2 separate regions of the Homo sapiens genome follow, and region 1 is linked to region 2. Evidence: read pairs that join two places in POLR2A ChIA-PET (ENCODE). Cell type or tissue: OCI-LY7. All regions are shown on one strand. Region 1 has its middle 6.3 kb from the start of EGR1. Region 2 overlaps HSPA9 (heat shock protein family A (Hsp70) member 9).

Region 1 (4,000 bases), 110 kb before region 2:
GGAGCAGACCCTCCTGCCCTTATGGCTATTTGTCAGCATGATCGTGGATGGAAGCGCTCTCTCTCTCCTGTGCTGGGCGCCAGCTTCCTTCTCACTCACGCATGTTGACTTTGGCTTAAAACAGGGTTCCCATATGGAGGGAGTTGATAGGAAGATGGTTGGAGGAAGGAAGAATGACAGGGCCCTTCCATCAGCCTCCCAACCACCCTGCTGCCACTGTACCCGGGGAGATGGATGCTCCTTTGGGCTGGGCAGCTTGTCAGTCGGTGTGGGTGTCAGCTTTTCTGGCTGTCTTTCTGTCTCTACCTAGGAGGCCCCTGCAGGAGCCCCTGTGATAGCCGGTGCTGATGCATCCAGACCCCACCCTCTCTCCTGGACCATTGCATGGGTGCCTGCCGGTCTCACCATCTGACCTCCCTGTGCCCCCCACAGCCTCCTGCGATGATTTTTTAAATGACAAGTTGGCTGTCTGACTGCCTGGGAAGCACTTCAGGGGGTGGGAGCTGGATCAGGGCCCCCGCATTCGCTGTGCTTCCCCCATGACAGCGTGTGTCACACTGCTCCAAGTGCTTCTTAACGTCTGTCTCCCCCACTGGGCTGTGAGCTGCCAAAGAGGGGGACCCTCCTTACCACTCTTTGCATCTTTAATGCCTAGAGCAGAAATGATGTTTGATAAATACTTGTTGAATGGATGAATTTAAGTGACCCGTTCCTATGTCTGTCTCCCCTACTGGACTTGACTCAAGAACCCTGCAGGGTGAAAGTGAAAGCTTCATCTGATTCATTCCGGGGTCCCACAGAAGAGTTCTTGGTAGGAGCTGGGGTTCAGCCGGAGGGCTCTGAAGCCAGGCTGTCTGCATTGGAATCCTGGCTCCACCAGTGGGCAGCTCTGTGCCCTGGAGCAAATCGCCTGCCCTCTTTGAGTACGTTTCCTCATCAGTGAGATGGGGGTGAGGATGGCACCTGCCTCATAAGGCACTGTGAGGACAAATGCCCATCAAGTGTTTAGCACAGAGCCTGTCACATGGTTAACGTGTATTGGGGTGAGGGTGGAGATAGAGAATGTATCCAGAGATTAAGGAAAATCAGTGGAAGCAAGCAGAATAGATATTATTGCTGTTTTTCCTGCATCCTGGTGTTTGTTGGAGTGGAAGTTGGGGGTGAAGCCGGTGCCAGAGTGGGGTGACCCCAGGGGCTGCCTGCCCCCTCCCTCCCCATCCCCCGCACCAAGGCCTGCAGGACCCAAGCTCACCCACCAAGAAGCTGAGCAGCCCCGGCGCTGGGCGGTGGTGAGGGGCCAGAAATAACCGCCGTTGCTATTCCTGCCTTTCTGGGCTGGGTGGAAACGCTGCCTTTCTAATCTAAAGGCTGCTCTCGACTTCCTGCACATCAGTGGGCTCTTATGTAATGCTCCCCTCCCTCTCCTGCCCAACGAGCTTCCAGAGATTTCTGCAGCCGGCTGGCTTTACTGCACACTCAGCTGGGGGTAGGGGGAGCAAAGAAACCACCAGAGGCTGGATTGTCCTCTGAGCCCAGGGTCCTGCCAGCCTCAGGCCTGGGAGAGAGACTGGCCAGCACAGAGCAGAGGGACGGATGTCCAAGGGCAGCAGCCTTGTTCTGCATCTGCAGGGCACTGCGGGACAGAGAAGACCCACTTCCACCCACTCCTTCTTCCCTTTACAGACCCCTGCCCCCGAGTACAGACTGTGCCCCTCCCAAGTGCTGATGCCCCAAGGTCTTCCATTGTAGGCCTAACCTGACTCTGCCTGGTGCATCACTCCCCAGGCAGCCTCTGGGGAGAGGAGCCCAGACCCCAACTCTCCCAGGCAGGAACCCCCCATCCCCGTCACCAGGGGCTCAATCCTCTGTGATCTCTTCCCTGCAACCCCTAGATCCCGTCCAGAGCACGCCAGGCACCCTCTTCAGACGCCCTGCGCCTCAGACCTCAGCATCACACTGCACGGCCCTTCACCTAGCTTGAGACCCAGGGCTGTCCTCTGGCATCTTGAGTGAGTAGATGAGACGGCTCACACTTCAGCACTCCAGGACGATCCTCCCTCTCTCTCCCTTGTCTTCCTCATGCTGCCCCCTCTCACCCACCCCCTCAGGGCACCTTCTGTCCCATCTCATGCCTGGCCTCCTCAGGTTTCTTCTCACCCCTCAAAGCCCTCCCTGGGGTAGGAGCAGAACTGCCCCAGACCCATTCAAAGCCCATCAGCCTTCGGCTGGAAAGTCAGTCGGAAAGTGTGACAGGTGCCCCAGACAAACCCCAAGAGAGTCACTTCCTGAGGCCCGGGCTGGCCACGTGCAAACCACGGCCTGAACAGTGCACTTGGGTGCTGACGTAGCCCAGGGCTGGGGAGGAGGAAGCAGCAATGGAAAAAGGGGCTTGTTTTCCTCTGAGAGCTGCAGCCGGCTCAGCCCTGGGTCGAGTGTTGGAGATGGGATGGTTCCACTGGCTTTCTCCTGGAGCCTCAGCGGCCTTGGGCAAGCTCAATTCTCTCTCCCCTCTGCCTCTTCCTCCTCTCCTGTTTGCAAGGAAAGGTCTAAGTGCAGATATCAGCTGAGGGCCTCTTACCTTTTCCCCGGCTTCTGGTATCAGTCACTTGGCCAGAAAGGTCTGAGAGCCCCAGGTCATCCCTAAGCACCCTTGAGGCCCAGTAGGCCCCTAGACCAGGGTGCAGAGTGACTCGGAGCCTTCCTTACCTCCAACATGGTTTCCTGCAGGCCCCAGGCTGGTTGTTTCATCTGGGCTGTTGGTCACAAGTGGGGTGCTCACTAGCCCCAACTGAGATTTGGCTCCTCGGGAGGGGCCAATTTTTTCACCATCTCCTCCCTTTCCTGTCCCCCCAATGACAGCAAACAGAAGTGTGCCATTGGCCAAAATATAAGACCAGAGGGGAGTGAGGTGGCTCAGATGCCCCAGCCTTGTGACTGAGAAGCCAGGTCAGCGGCATAACCCTATCTAGGGAGGTGACTTTCAGCCCTTTTCATGACAGGCTAAGGCCTGGGCAGCATGCACGGTTCTGAGCTCAGCTCCTCCCACCGTTCCTAGGTGGAAGCTGCCTTCCAGGGGCTCACACCACAGGGGCTGGGCAGGGTTGGGAAGGGCCACCTTCTCCTCTCTATGAGCTGTGAGGACAGAACAAGGGAGAGAGGGGGTGGACTGGTACATTTGGCTCTGCACAATTCTTGCTGTCCACACCTTCACCTGAGGCCCCAGAAAGATCACAGCCAGACTCCCTTCCCTCCTGAGGCCTTTGCAAGGCTGGCCCTCTGCCTGCAATGCTCTCCCCACCACACCCCTCTATGCAGTCAGTTTCCTCTCCTCTTTTTTATCTTTTATCGCTGCATAAATGCCACCTCCTCCAATATGCCTTTCCCTCACCTTCCTAGTATATCAGCCACACTCACCATGATCTGAAATTATCCTTTTTATTTGCATAACTGTTTATTTCTGTCTATCCCACTAAATGGTATTTTCCATGAGAGCAAAGCCTCACTGCAGAATCTCTAAGACTCAGCACTGCACCCAATACACACAGTGGGCAATAAACCTTTTCAAAAGAATGAATGTTTTATTTAACTTTACCTTCTGCTACTTCCCAAGAGGAAATCTCTCTACTCTAGCCCATTTCGTCCCCTTCCAGCCTCATTTTCCCCAGACAGACCACACATGGGCGCTCCTGGCCAACCCACCCCCAAGCCTGGCCTGAAACAGCTTCTCACTTCCCCACCACAAAGTTTGGGCCTTCTCACGTTCCTTCTCCTCCAAAATCTCTTCATTGTCCCTGACCGTCTCCCAGCCTCCTGGAATCTCTCCCTTCTCTTATCTCCTATGTCCCTTAGTGTCACTGAGTTTTGCTGGCTAACAGGGCTGCTTCCTTTCTATTCTTTATTCTCTTGTAACATAGAATCCAGGCTCTCTTCTACCCAGCTGTAAGATCCTTAGAGGCAAAGGCCTATGCCATGGATCTTATTCCCAAACCTTGACTGCAGT
Region 2 (4,000 bases):
AACAGTAATGTTAATTCATCCAAGATCACCAATTAATAAGCAATACAAGGGGGACTTGAACCCCAGCAGAATGCTTGCAGAACCACCCTTAACCTTTACTTTGTATCACTTCTAGTTTAACGTTTACTAATCTGTTCTAATTAATGTCCATCTTTCCAAACCACAATATAATCTGCATGAGGGTAATAAACGCTAAGAATTTATTCTATAGATTTAAAATCACCTATGCAAAACTGAATGTGTAAGGATGCTCAATACATCTTGCTATAATAAACACTGGAAAACAATCAAAATGTCTATCAATAGGATGCAGCCACACTAATTAAAACCAACCAATCTCTTCCAACACCTCGCATCCCCTACCCCAAATGTCAAATCCCTGGGAAGAATTATCTTCTGGCAGTGCCAGGTATTTCAACCTCAACCCTAACCAACGTTGCAATGTTCTGCCACTCCATGATAGCAGGGGCAAAGTAACATCAGCAAGACCATGGATGCGTGTGTATAACTATGTCACTCCTCACAGCCACTTAAAAAAAAAAATCCAGGTTTGAGGGGAAGGTTCATTAGCAGCAACCACAGTGACAACCATCATAAATACCTCTTCCCTTGTGGGTGATCAAAATAAAGGTGTCACCGCTCTGCTTTTCCTGCTGTCACCCAAGACACCGGAAATAGATCTGCTGCTTTCTATCTTCATGGGTCTCTAACACAGATCTAAAATGGTTTATATAATTCTATTCTTGGTGGTGAAGACAAGTTTCACCTCTCAGAACTGGAGCTAACCAAACTGACAAAGAGGCTGTGTAAATCTGATGCTCACAGACGGAAACTTGCACAAGCTTCAGCTCTTTTTCTAGACTGGTGATTCAAATTATTGTCATTTTTTGACACAGGGTCTCATTTGTCACCCAGGCTGGAGTGAAATGGTGTGATCACGGCTCACTGCAGCCTCAACCTCCTGGGCTCAAACAATCCTCTTAGCCTCTGGAGTGGCTGGGACCACAGTTGTATAGACTATGACCAGCTAATTTTTCAAATTATTAAGTGAGAGACAATTAGCCGGGCTCAGTGGCTCACGCCCATTATCCCAGCACTTTGGGAGGCCGAGGCAGGTCAATCACCTGAGGTCAGGAGTCCAAGGACCAACCTGGCCAACATGGCAGAACCCTGTCTGTACTATAAATACAAAAATTAGCCAGGCATGGTGGTGCACACCTGTAATCCCAGCTACTTGGGAGGTCGAGGCAGGAGAAATCACTTGAACCCAGGAGGCAGAGGTTGCGGTGAGCCAAGATCACGCCATTGCACTGTAGCCTGGGCAACAGGAGCAAAACTCTGTCTCAAAAAAAAAAAAAAAAAAAAAAAAAAGACACTCAGAGACTCTCCAATTCACAAGGAGAGAGGTTATTTAATATTGTCAGTTAAGACAGCAGTTTTTCCAAGCTAGTAATTCTAGTTTTAAACACTGCCAGAGCAGGTTTTAAAATAAATGTCTTTAACTGAAAGGCAAACAAGTACACCCAGCACATCATTCACACATTATTTAGCTCCAGTATATGTAACTGATTTGAGTGGCTAAAAAAATTTCAGCTCATAAAGAAACTAAAGACCTTACTGTCCCTGTGCTCATGGCAAAGGTCTCTAGAAACCAGAAAACTGAAAAAACAAACAAACAAAAAAAACTCAACTGACATTAGGCCAATTAGAAAATACTATTTATTTTAAATAAGCTCCGGCTGAAAATATCCATCAAGACTGCTCGAATTTTCCGTGTCTCACCTGCACAGATGAGGAGAGTTCACATTTAGCCTTTTCAGCAGCTTCCCGTACCCTCTGAAGTGCCATGTTGTCTTTAGTCAAATCAACCCCTGTCTATAAAGTGAAGACATTGAACACCAAACACCAGCATTAGTGAGGTGATAAATAAACTGCAGTAATAAGGTGGAACAACACAAAATGGAGTCATACCTTTATATATAAGCATGAATTACTTTTTATTACCCTTAATGTGTAGGGAAAAAAAATATTCTGAAAAGAGTATCTGTGTCTAGAATAAGGGGGTTGAACTGAACTCGTAAACAAAGCAAAGAGCAATCTGAACAAAGAATTTCTCAATATCCCAACGTCTACATATTAACCACATTGGTAACTCACCTCTCTCTTGAACTCCTTCACAATGTGCCGTAGCAAGGCCTGGTCAAAGTCTTCCCCACCTAAGAAGGTATCCCCATTTGTGGATTTCACCTCAAATACTCCTTTCTGAATTTCCAGGATAGAAATATCAAAAGTTCCACCACCTAAATCATATACAGCAATGCTGTAAATGATTTGTGAAAAAAAAAAGAAAAGAAATCCTTAAGAACAAAACCTATCACCAGGATATAAATTTCAATAACCAAATACAGATAATCTAAGCTATTTCCCTGAGATATGTACTAGTTAAATTACCATGGCCCAAAAGAAAAGAAAAGAATGGTTTTGAAATGAAAAAACAAAGACAATACAGACTTAAAATCAGTAAAAGCACTGTAAAAGGCTCAATTACTAAAAAATTAAGTGACACTTTAGTTTCACACATCCAGGTGAGAAATTTACTGCACAAACTTACACTTTGTCTTCTGATTTGTCTAGACCATAGGCAAGAGCAGCAGCTGTGGGCTCATTAATCACCCGAAGCACATTCAGTCCAGATATCTGGCCAGCATCTTTAGTGGCCTAGAGAAAACAAAGAGAAAAACATTTTTGTACCCTTCCATCCCAGGCACCTTACTTTTTGTGAATAAGAATGCTAATTGACCTCACCTGTCTCTGCGAGTCATTGAAATAAGCTGGGACTGTGATCACAGCATTTTTTGCTGTGTGCCCCAAGTAATTTTCTGGAAAAGAATGAAATTCAATCATGGAATTCTGTCAGAACAGAATTATTAATATAGCCCAACAACCTGTGTCATCCTTTTGCAGCCACAGACAACATTCTTCAGTCTTTTGGTAAGTGACCTAATATGTCCTTGCAGGAAACACTCCAAGTAAATACACTGGTTAAAAACCCAAGATCAGGCCGGGCACGGTGGCTCACACTCGTAATCCCAGCACTTTGGGAGGCTGAGGCGGGCAGATCACCTAAGGTTGAGAGTTTTGAGACCAGCCTAACCAATATGGAGAAACCCCATCTCTACTAAAAATACAAAATTATTCAGGCATGGTGGCGCATGCCTGTCATTTCAGCTACTCAGGAGGCTGAGGCGGGAGAATTGTTTGAACCTGGGAGGCGGAGGTTGCAGTGAGACAAGATCGCACCACTGCACTCTAGCTTGGGCGACAGAGCGAGACTCTTGTCTCAAAACAAACAAACAAACCCAAGATCGGCCGGCCAGGCACGGTGGCTCATGCCTGTAATCCCAGCACTCTGAGAGGCTGAGGCGGATGAATCACCTGATTTGTCGGGAGTTGGAGACCAGCCTGACCAACATGAAGAAACCCCCATCTCTTTACTAAAAACACAAAAGTGGCTAGGCATGATGGCGCATGCCTGTAATCCCAGCTACGTTGGGGGGGAGGGAGAGGGCAGGATAATCGCTTGAACCCGGGAGGCGGAGGCTTTGGTGAGCCGAGATTGTGCCACTGCACTCCAGCCTGGGCAACAAGAGTGAAACTCTGTCTCAAAAAACAACAACAAAAAAACCCCAAAAAACAGAAACCCCTAAGATCACTCTTTCAACATTTTAGTGAAGGTTCACTAAACTACAATGACCTTTAGACTTACAACAGCCACTTCAAATAGGAAGTTCTAATTTATACCTAACAGGGACAAAAGCTTAATGTGTAGTCTTGTGGCTTTCAATATAGAACATTACCCCCTACTGGAAAAAAAGAAACAAGCCAGCCACCATTAGTGAGATTTGAAGATTAATTCAATCTGCAGGGAAAGCATGAAGTATAACACAGTTTTGCCATTCCTAGTTTTTCTATACAAAAGGGACCACAGATTCATCTACAG

The links. ChIA-PET counts read pairs that join two places held together with the same protein. Peaks named below come from ENCODE experiments on the same cell type or tissue, not always from the same donor. Only the 100,000 strongest peaks of a DNase experiment are listed, where the experiment ranks them.
Region 1: POLR2A ChIA-PET joins it to region 2 with 5 read pairs; 24 of 35 experiments call an interaction of 5 or more read pairs at or near these places.

Annotation. Positions count from the first base shown.
Region 1 is chr5:138,457,188-138,461,187 of GRCh38, forward strand. No RefSeq gene overlaps it. Among named protein-coding and RNA genes, the nearest start is that of EGR1, 6.3 kb to the right of the region's middle. RefSeq lists a cis regulatory region at 1,175-1,341 and an enhancer at 2,011-2,110. In OCI-LY7, no CTCF peak of the experiment used is centred here; a DNase peak (open chromatin) is centred at 2,304.
Region 2 is chr5:138,564,844-138,568,843 of GRCh38, forward strand. HSPA9 (heat shock protein family A (Hsp70) member 9) reads right to left here. Exons shown (of 17, transcript NM_004134.7): 6 at 2,806-2,879; 7 at 2,612-2,718; 8 at 2,158-2,320; 9 at 1,783-1,875. Among named protein-coding and RNA genes, the nearest start is that of SNORD63, 5.7 kb to the left of the region's middle. In OCI-LY7, a CTCF peak has its summit at 3,889 (motif pointing left); no DNase peak of the experiment used is centred here.